Linked DNA regions of Homo sapiens: region 2 is linked to region 1. Evidence: read pairs that join two places in POLR2A ChIA-PET (ENCODE). Cell type or tissue: OCI-LY7. All regions are shown on one strand. Links, peaks and the distances in the headings refer to the core of each region. The heading gives the core; the rest is flanking DNA.

What was found. Peaks named below come from ENCODE experiments on the same cell type or tissue, not always from the same donor. Only the 100,000 strongest peaks of a DNase experiment are listed, where the experiment ranks them.
Region 2: POLR2A ChIA-PET joins it to region 1 with 12 read pairs; 2 of 35 experiments call an interaction of 5 or more read pairs at or near these places.

Annotation. Positions count from the first base shown.
Region 1 is chr3:23,556,561-23,561,950 of GRCh38, reverse strand. All of the region lies in intron 5 of UBE2E2 (ubiquitin conjugating enzyme E2 E2), which reads right to left. Among named protein-coding and RNA genes, the nearest start is that of UBE2E1, 250 kb to the left of the region's middle. In OCI-LY7, for the core only: no CTCF peak of the experiment used is centred there; no DNase peak of the experiment used is centred there; H3K27ac peaks cover 410 bases.
Region 2 is chr3:23,215,674-23,221,063 of GRCh38, reverse strand. It overlaps UBE2E2 (ubiquitin conjugating enzyme E2 E2), which reads right to left. Exons shown (of 6, transcript NM_152653.4): 3 at 3,752-3,802. Among named protein-coding and RNA genes, the nearest start is that of UBE2E2, 15 kb to the right of the region's middle. In OCI-LY7, for the core only: no CTCF peak of the experiment used is centred there; no DNase peak of the experiment used is centred there; H3K4me3 peaks cover 1,081 bases; H3K27ac peaks cover 1,118 bases.

The sequences.
Region 1 (5,390 bases), core at 150-5,149:
TGATAAGCAACTTCAGCAAAGTCTCAGGATACAAAATCAATGTGCAAAAATCACAAGCATTCTTATACACCAATAACAGACAGAGAGCCAAATCATGAGTGAACTCCCATTCACAATTGCTTCAGAGAGAATAAAATACCTAGGAATCCAACTTACAAGGGATGTGAAGGACCTCTTCAAGGAGAACCACAAACCACTGCTCAATGAAATAAAAGAGGACACAAACACATGGAAGAACATTCCATGCTCATGGGTAGGAAGAATCAGTATCGTGAAAATGGCCACACTGCCCAAGGTAATTTATAGATTCAATGCCATCCCCATCAAGCTACCAATGACTTTCTTCACAGAATTGGAAAAAACTACTTTAAAGTTCATATGGAACCAAAAAAGAGCCCGCATTGCCAAGTCAATCCTAAGCCAAAAGAACAAAGCTGGAGGCATCACACTACCTGACTTCAAACTATACTACAAGGCCATAGTAACCAAAACAGCATGGTACTGGTACCAAAACAGAGATATAGACCAATGGAACAGAACAGAACCCTCAGAAATAATACCACACATCTACAACTATCTGATCTTTGACAAACCTGACAAAAACAAGAAATGGGGAAAGGATTCCCTATTTAACAAATGGTGCTGAGAAAACTGGCTAGCCATATGGAGAAAGCTGAAACTGGATCCCTTCCTTACACCTTATACAAAAATTAATTCAAGATGGATTAAAGACTTAAACGTTAGACCTAAAACCATAAAAACCCTAGAAGAAAACCTAGGCAATACCATTCAGGACATAGGGATGGGGGTCAAGGACTTCATGTCTAAAACACCAAAAGCAATGGCAACAAAAGCCAAAATTGACAAATGGGATCTAATTAAACTAAAGAGCTTCTGCACAGCAAAAGAAACTACCAGCAGAGTGAACAGGCAACCTACACAATGGGAGAAAATTTTTGTAATCTACCCATCTGACAAAGGTCTAATATCCAGAATCTACAAAGAACTCAAACAAATTTACAAGAAAAAAACAAACAACCCCATCAAAAAGTGGGCAAAGGATATGAACAGACACTTCTCAAAAGAAGACATGTATGCAGCCAACAGACACATGAAAAAAATGCTCATCATCACTGGCCATCAGAGAAATGCAAATCAAAACCACAATGAGATACCATCTCACACCAGTTAGAATGGCAATCATTAAAAAGTCAGGAAACAACAGATGCTGGAGAGGATGTGAAGAAATAGGAATGCTTTTACACTGTTGGTGGGACTGTAAACTAGTTCAACCATTGTGGAAGTCAGTGTGGCGATTCCTCAAGGATCTAGAACTAGAAATACCATTTGACCCAGCAATCCCATTACTGGGCGTATACCCAAAGGATTATAAATCCTGCTGCTATAAAGACACGTGCACACGTATGTTTATTGTGGCACTACTCACAACAGCAAAGACTTGGAACCAACCCAAATGTCCATCAAGGATGGACTGGATTAAGAAAATGTGGCACATATACACTATGGAATATTATGCAGCCATAAAAAAGGATGAGTTCATGTCCTTTGTAGGGACACGGATGAAGCTGGAAACCATCATTCTGAGCAAACTATTGCAAGGACAGAAAACCAAACACCGCATGTTCTCACTCATAGGTGGGAATTGAACAACGAGAACACATGGACACAGGAAGGGGAACATCACACACCGGGGCCTGTTGTGGGGTGGGGGGAGGGGGAGGGGGGAGGTATAGCATTCGGAGATATACCTAATATAAATGATGAGTTAACGGGTGCAGCACACCAACATGGCACATGTATATATATGTAACAAACCTGCACGTTGTGCACATGTACCCTAGAACTTAAAATAAAATAAAAAAATACATATATACATATATAAAAAGAAAGATATTTCTAGCCCCATATTAATAAACAGATACAGAGTGGGAGGTACATCTTAAGACAGATACTGAACAGCCTCTTGGCCTCTAAAGAGCACACCCACTATGTGCATGAGGTATATTTTTACTTGCAAATTAGGTCCAGTATGTACTTACAGAGCTTTACATATTTAAATTACCCAGTCTAGGATAATCATTAAAAAATCAGTAATAAAATAATACTGGAGAACCATTCCTATAAAGATAACAAAAGAATTAAACATCAGCATTTAACTTGAGCAGTTATTTCTAACGTGCATGATACCAAACCACTGTGGTGTCAATTCATGTTTAATATTTTAACCAGACTTAAAATTCTTATTGGAGTGATGAGTAGATGATGGTGACCTTAACTCAACATTGTACAAAAAGAAAGAAAGAAAGGAAAGGAGTGGGGGAGGGAGGATAAGCTGCTCACGGCAGGACAGCCACAGGGCTGCTGGTATTAGTTAAACATGACTATCTTTTATTTCTGGAGACAAGTATTTAAGTTTTGATTAAAATCGGAAATGAAAATCAGCTTAGTAATTTAAATCTAATTCTCACTTGTACGAAGTTCAAATCTCTAGTATAGTCTTTCTGATAGAGAAGGGCCTCCAGGTAATCTAGTGTGTGGTGAGGAGGTGATAGGTCACGGTTAAGGTTGACTACAGGTCAGAAAAACCAGGATGTTTAATGCCTACCATGCCCAGTGACACTTTGAGATTGCTTGCCTCTGGGAGTGATGTTAAATGCTTAATCAAATGCACTTGAATTCCATAAAAGGTACAAAAAAGCCAACTCTCAATTTGTAATCAAGTTATAAGCCAAAATAAAAATGAGGAATTATTTCTCTAGGGATAACCTAAGAATAAAGCTTCAGTGCTTAATTTCATTAGCTGGTTATTTTTAATCTGTCAAAACTAAAGTTCATGGAGTTCTAATATATTCAGCCTGTACCCATAAGCAAATCATTATATTACTCTTGTGTTGAGACTTCAGTTTTCCAGTGACTTATTTGACTAACCTCATTAGAATTTCTTAGGAATGATAATAACTAATTATGGGAATAAAGGTGTCTATACAATTTATTTTTAGCACTCAGATCAGTTAATATAAATACAATTATAAAAAGAAATGGGGTCTTGCTATGTTGCCCAGGTTGGTCTTTGAGCTCCTGGGCTCAAGGGACCCTCTTGCCTCAGCTCCCAAGTAGCTGGGAATACAGGCATATGCCACTGTGCCTGGCAATAAATAACACTGAGATGAACAGATTTCAGTGAAGAGAAGAGTTGAAATAGTCACATTAATATCCTCATCCTGGATGGGCAATATCCCATTGACCAATGCTAGGAAACAATGCCATATTCAAAAAGTTGGTATATGTCATGCCTCCCAATCTCCTCCAATTTAAAAGTTACAGTAAGAATAAGATTCTATAAATTAACCATGAAGAGAGTCTTTATTTCAGAAAAAAATCTGCTGATAAGTTGGTATCTTGAACCTTTTCTTGGAGACTGATTTCAGGATGGTACAAACGTCATAATCTGAATTCATTTACCAGATTTGCTTTTACATGAGTCTGAGACTCGGGCATCAAGCTGTAAAGATATACATAACTACATAAAGATATGTCTGTACATCTATGTTTGCCCAGGTGTATAAACTGAGGGGCAGAGAAGGAGGAATAATGAAGTGAAATACCATTTGCACACTTGGATTTATCTGCACTTTCACCCTATACTTATAGAAGAAACATCTTAAGCAATGTACTCTTGAGGACTGAGAATGAAACATGCAGATCAATTATGTTAAGTTTGAGACTAGTTTGAAGTCATGGTGAAATATTTAGACAACTGGGTTTTGTTAGGGCATCAAGCTATCAGTGGTTTTGGAGGACTTATCTCATTAGGTGAAACCAACCATTGCCCAGTTACTATTGTTGACATGCCTTTGATAAAACGATCTGTAATATGACCTTCAAGGGATATCACTCTAGAGAAAAACAATGAGAAACGCAGTAAGACAGCCATGTTGACATGTTTCTCTTAGACGCATAGGCTGACCTAGTGTGTTGATGTCAATATAGACAAAAAGCTATGCTGACTTTCTGAAAGAATTTGTCAGATCCCTATAAACTCCAAGGAAGACTATGTAAGCCTGGTTTGTGGACAAGAGGATATTAAAATACAGTGACAGAGTGACTTGCTGATAAAGAAGTGGGAAGTTACCTTTGGAAAAAGTTATAGATGAGGCTGCTATGCTCCTTATATTTGAAAAAGTAAGTTAATGATGGGGAAGTTGAATCTCATCAATTGCATTAACTACAGCAGGGTCTCCAATATGTCATTTTGTTCAATGTTGGTTGACGAGAAAAAATAATATTCCTGACAGAGCCACTGTTTGTGTAGAGTTTGCATGTTCTCACTGCGTCTGGTGTGGGTTTTCTCTGGGTACTCCAGTTTCTTCCTACACCCCAAAGGTGTATTTAAGTGAACTGGTGTATCTAAACTGTCCCAGTGTGAGGAAGCATGGGTCTGTGTGTGAGTGTGTCCTGCGATGGAATGGCATCCTGTCCAGGGTTGGTTCCCGTCTTGTACCCTGGGCTGCCAGGATGGGTTCTAGCTGACTGAGATCCTAAACTGGAATAAACAAGCTGGAAAATGAATGAATGAATACAAAGGATTGTAAAATAGAAGTGCTTAGTCTATGATAATCATACAAAATGCGCAACAGTAAATGATGTAGTATGAAAGCATTCAATGAGCCTGCCATATTGGTTAGCATCTGAACTGCATGGTTGTAGGAGGTGCTCCTCACAATTTTTGCTTTGCAAAAACTTATTTGATTTAGTCCACCACCAACACAAACACCGTCATTCACTGATTTCCCTAAAATTGGATAAATAATTATCTTACTTGTATTTAGTGTTTCTTAAATGTATGGATAGCTCACATCTATTTCAATGTTTAGTATTAGGAGTGTTTTAGGTCTTCCTTTAGGAGTTTGGTGATATGTCTGTGATGAGAAATGTGCCGAAGGGACTTGGCAATTGTTTAGATCAATTAGCCTATGGTAAAACTGGTCTCATTATAAGAACCTACTGACAATGTTAAATGAGGACTTACTGTACATTACGGATAGGTAAAGAAAGCAATAATTCTACAGGACATACCAATTCCATGTGTGCTATTTATGGGTCACAGAATGTCAGCATTTGCTTTAAAATTATATAGATTATTATGAGTTAATTTAAAATATAAATTTTGTTGGTATACGGGAAGAAATGCTGGATTCCTGATTTACACATTGTAAAGTCATGTGTGAGGCAAAACAGTGAAATTCTAAACCATAAGTTTGTAGTACATATTTTAAGGGAGGACTCTTTAACCTCAAATAAGCTATTAGTGGTTTTGGAGGACTTAACAAATGTCCACAATACCGCTTTCATCTTAAATCTAGGATAAG
Region 2 (5,390 bases), core at 133-5,132, 340 kb after region 1:
CCTAATACAAACTTTAGCAGTAGCAGATCATAATAGCATTTGAACAAGTTAGCTTCTCTGTGATACAGAGGAGCAAGTTATCCTTTGGATGATGACGATTTTAATTTTAATTTTTATCTGGAGATTTGCTGGCCCACTAGCTGCCAGTTCTCCACTAGCACCGAGGAAGTATAAATGAACACACTGACATGCACAGATCTAAGATCTTGCTTTTAACAATTTGTGAAGAACTGTGAAAGTTACAACCTGTAGTCATTTATAAGGGGCAGTGAATCTACCTGTTAGAGGTCTGTAAGGATAAAGCATCAATTTGACCCACTCTATCCATCTAAGCTGGTGTGCAAGGCACCAAGGTAACGAGCAATTCTAACCAACTGCCCAGCACCTCTAACTCAGCAGTAGTATGAAAACATTTATTGATCAGTGGATCTGTGAAGGCCTCAGGATAGAACCCTTGCAAATGTCATGGGTCAGTTATGTTAGCCAACATGACAGTTAAGGCCAAGAAAAATATATTCCACTACTTATAGGAAATACTCTAAGCATATACCAAATTTCACTCAAATGAAGTGTAATTTTCTATGCCTATGGCCCTACAGACGCTACGATTTTATGAGCAGAAATTTTTTCTTAGCTATAAAGTTTTGTTTTAAAATATTTACCCATTAAACTGTGAGTAATGTTTTTAAAAAGGATGACATATTTAACCCAACTTCAAAAATAAAACTATCTTACTGCATTTTTACTTCAAAGACAACAATAAAGTGAGAAAAAACTGAAATATGTAGAGGCAAATATCTCCTACATGAAATAATTCAATCTATTAAATCATTTGTAGGTGTTCTTTAAAATAATATTTGTTTATTCAAAACCTGAAAAAAAATTAACCAATACTATATTAGAATAACTTCCTCTAAAAATGCCTTACATAAAACTTTATCTACACTGAATGCTGTGATTCGGGGTGACTTGATAGTCTCAACTTCTTTAAATAACAGATTTGCACAACGCTTAAACACATACAGTTCCTTCAATATGATTCCAAAAGAAGCTTAACTAGATATCACCTAAGAGATGCACCAAAATTCAGAGGTTCCATCTAACCTGACAAACACACAGTATTGGGTTGTCTGTTAAGGTTCCCGAAAATAGGATAAACCACACTCAAAGTGGAATGTGACACACACCCACCCCTACCCAGACAACCAGTAGAAAAAATCGTTCTCCACTCTCTGACTAAACAGGTAAAACCCACAGATGTTCCCTCACATATAATCTTTACATGTGATAGCAGACTAACAACTACCCAGGGAACCAAAAGGCAGGGTTTTGAGAGGCATGTGTGATAGGAGAGGTAATCCACAAAGGGAGCAGAGTAAGGGGATGCTTTCTTCTGAAATGAGATATGACTTAACTGATTAAGTAAAGGACTCTGACTTCTATTAGGCAGATAACTTTAATTTGCTCTATTTTGATAAATTAATCCATTACAGTCATTAGGCCAATGCAGGCAGTGCAGAACTTGTAAAAATCAACCACAAAAGCACTGTTAACTTTGACCAAAAATAAGCCAAACTAACACTGCAATCTAATCTCTTTCTGAAGATGGTAACCACATTTTCACCGAAATACAGATGGGCAGATTAACTACAAACCACAACCAAATATTTGACACCAAACAGTCCAAAGACCACAGTGATGCACTTAATAAGCACACCAAACATCCATATTAAGTAACACAAGCACACTGATAAGTGTTGATTAACCAGTTTTACATTTTCTATCAGCTACAGCACAGAGGACCCTTTGCTTGCCAAAGGGAGTGCCATACGAAGGTAAATAACCTTTCTCTCTGCCTGACCCAGTCCAAGCAACTGTTTTAGAATCAATAAAAGGAGCCAAAGCCACTGCACTGCAGACCTAGCTTCTAAAGCAAACTTATCAGCTATCCAATCCTCAGCCCACAAGTGAGAATTTCCTTACAAATTCCCAAGTCAGAAAATTAACTAAAGTAGATATCTTCCCTGAAACTGTTTGAAGGGCTTATTATGTGTGACTTCTACATTTAAAAATTAAAACCTGTAATACACATTTTGCTCTATTTATGAAGAGCTTACATATGAACTAGTAATGATGTCACTAAGGCTCAAAGACAAAGTAAACCTCCAAATTTCAGATGACACTATAGTTAAACGTTTCTTTTACTTTTAATAGAACTATGGTTCAATTATTTGTTTATTTAAATAATAACCTTTATATAGTTCCTTTCCCCATTTATCTAATAGCAAAATTGCAGTCTACATCACATGATACTGTATGTGGATTTCATTTATTAAAAATGAGCCTTAAACAAACTTATTAAAACAAAGTTGTTTATTTTGCCGGTGATTGGGGTTGTCAAAATTTAAGCAAAGAAGTGTATAAAGTTCACTTATTTATCAGTTCAATTGTTCATAAAAAAGGTTACAAAAATAATATATGTAATATATTAATAATATGGGTTTTTTAAAGATTCAGACCATTAAAACAAATATTATCCTAAGAAACAAAGGATGTTAGGTTTAATTCAAACTGGGGTTTTTCCACAAATCCATCCACTTATAATCATTGACCACCAAAAGCTAAACAATGATCTGCCATCTGAAACGGCTTTGATGTAATACAGTCCTAAGAGTGACAAAAAGTCTTAGGTTAAACGGTTTTACCTAACAAAGAAATATTTGTTCTATTTGAGTGAAACATTCTTTGAATATTATTACTGTAAGTTTATAAACTGTACATGATTCATTTGAAGAACCATATTAGATTCACCACAAAGTAAGTCCTATTAGAATTTTTCCTACACAAAATTGTTATCTTTGTTTTTACATAAAAGTAAGATCAGTAAACTCAGAAATCATACCAAGCAATAAATTCTACCTGCGTTCAACGTTGGGAAAATTTTTATTTAATCGGCCCTCTCACCTTCAATGCATAAGATTATCATTTTAAACCAGAAAAACTCCAGGTTGGCCTGGTTCCAATGCTGATCTCATCTCAAAACAGAAATAAGTGTCTTAAAAATAACCAAACAGCCATCTTCTAACTACTGCACCAGACCCAAAGCAGCAGCATAAGGTAAGAGGTTATTTTTCTCCTCTTTGTCCATGTATCTTTATAACATTAACCATTTCCAGGTAAGCACTTTTCTTTCCTAAAAGTAAACACTGACCAGAAAATTCGAGGTCATGATCATAAAGGGAGAGAGAGTTTTACATTTAACATCATTGCCTCAAATCACCCATTCTTACCTAGTCACAACCAATGACGACAAGAAATAATGTAAACCATGAAGAAACACTGTTTAATGTGTCTGCATTTTTAAAAATCAAATTCCAACAAGATAACAATACAACATAGCACATATTTTAGCCATGCTATTATTCTATCATTAAAAAAACCACTTAAGGCCCTAACACCTCTTCCACTAAAATGTCATAGTGTATTTGTTACCCTATAATTTCATTGTCTTACTGTTATTGCATTACACTACTTTTGGCAACTCCGTTCAACCACTACAAACATACTTGCTGAACATTCCATTTCTGCACAGAGATGACAAAAACCATTGTCTTCCACAGTCACTTAAGTTCAAACAACAATGATGTTTTTACTAATTAATCAGACTACAACAACAGCTGCATATAAAACCAACAGTTCAAATGCACCTTCTGCAAAAGATACAAGTAAATAAAAAACCATGAGTACTTACCTACAGTTGGGAGGAGGGTCCAATGTGATTTCTGCAAGTTCCTTCTGAATTCTTTAAAATAAAGACAAAGAACATTATGTTAAAAATATCTTCACTCTTAACAATTTATTTCATTAAAACGTTACATTTTAATAACATTTCCCTTTGGTATATTAGTTTGAAATACTAATACTGTATAAAGAATCACATCCAACAAACAATAAAGTTGCAATTTCTGCCAGGGTTTTGAGGATGCATCTAAAGGATGAGACTACCAGTGCATGCAACCTGTGGAAGGAACACTACGACTTCACTGAACCACTGACAGCACTAATTAAAATTTCTAAAGCTGGAAATTTCTGCCACACCATTCATGGGTCATTTTAACTTCTGTTTTGTATTAGAGCATTCCCATACAGGATGGAAAGCTGATATTAAGTTAAATCCAAGCATCATGACTGATAGAATCAAATGATTCGGGATCTCATTCCAACACCTGAAACTGCCATCAAGATGCATATGGTATTCCTTCCTGGAGCCTCTAATTTGGACCAGGTTGGGACTTTGAAGTTTAACACTATTTCATCGGCTAGAACTACCCTAATATTACATGAGCAATTAATGTCATTGCATGAGCTTCATGCAAAAAAAAAAATTTAAGCCTGCTCTATCCTCATGTGTTACATTCTACTTTTATTTTTAACAGCATCTAACATCCTATGTACATACAAAAAGGCTGAAAGTGCGCCACTGTTTTCTAAGACTATACTTGGCAATCCCTTAACTATCATTCATACCTTATTAAATGTAGGCTTTGTTAAATCAAATACCAAAAAATTCTCAAAACCGTTTCTTCTCCTTTGCCTTGGTTCTTAAATATGGGGTTATTAATAGCTGGATGCCTGTTGTCTGGTAATTACTGTGACAGTATATCAATAATAACTGATTAAAGTATCTTTAAAAACCAAAACAAGAATTTGAGCAAAAATATTTAAACTCAAACAATTTCATTCTACTTCTTTTTCAAGACAACAAACTACTAGAATAAATGGGATCCCTCCAATAGAATTGGTATCAACTTCCCGAAGGAACTGCATGCTACTAATATAATTGTGACTTCTCTAAACCACGTGATTCAAGGTTGGCGAGGCATTATGAATCAGAGCACGGCTAAGAAATTCAAAGTCAAAAAAATGTCATTGTAATTCTGCTAGGCCATTAAATTGAGTCCCTGAGCAAGAATACTGCTCACACATGCTTGCTCTCTCTCCCTGTGCCTCAGTTTTCCGTCCTGTAAAATAGAAGTTAACTAGAACAAACTCCGTGATCTCTTTTAACACACTGTAACTTCCTTCTAATATGGATTCTGTGAAGTATTTATATGCATACAAAGTACATATTGCCCATATTTAAATGACAGAAGTCTCAAAGATTTGATATAGGAGAAGATATTTTATGGATTTCACACAAAAGTATACAACAGACACTTCAAAACTCAGTGGCTAAGTCCAGGTTAAAGATGGCCAACTAGGCACACACACTTTCACCTCTCACTCATTCAGGACCCCACTGGGTGGGTAGGGGACATACAGAAAATGCAAAAAGGAATAAACAGCAAAGAGAAGGGTGGTGGTCACCAATGAGTGAGAAATTTCAATAT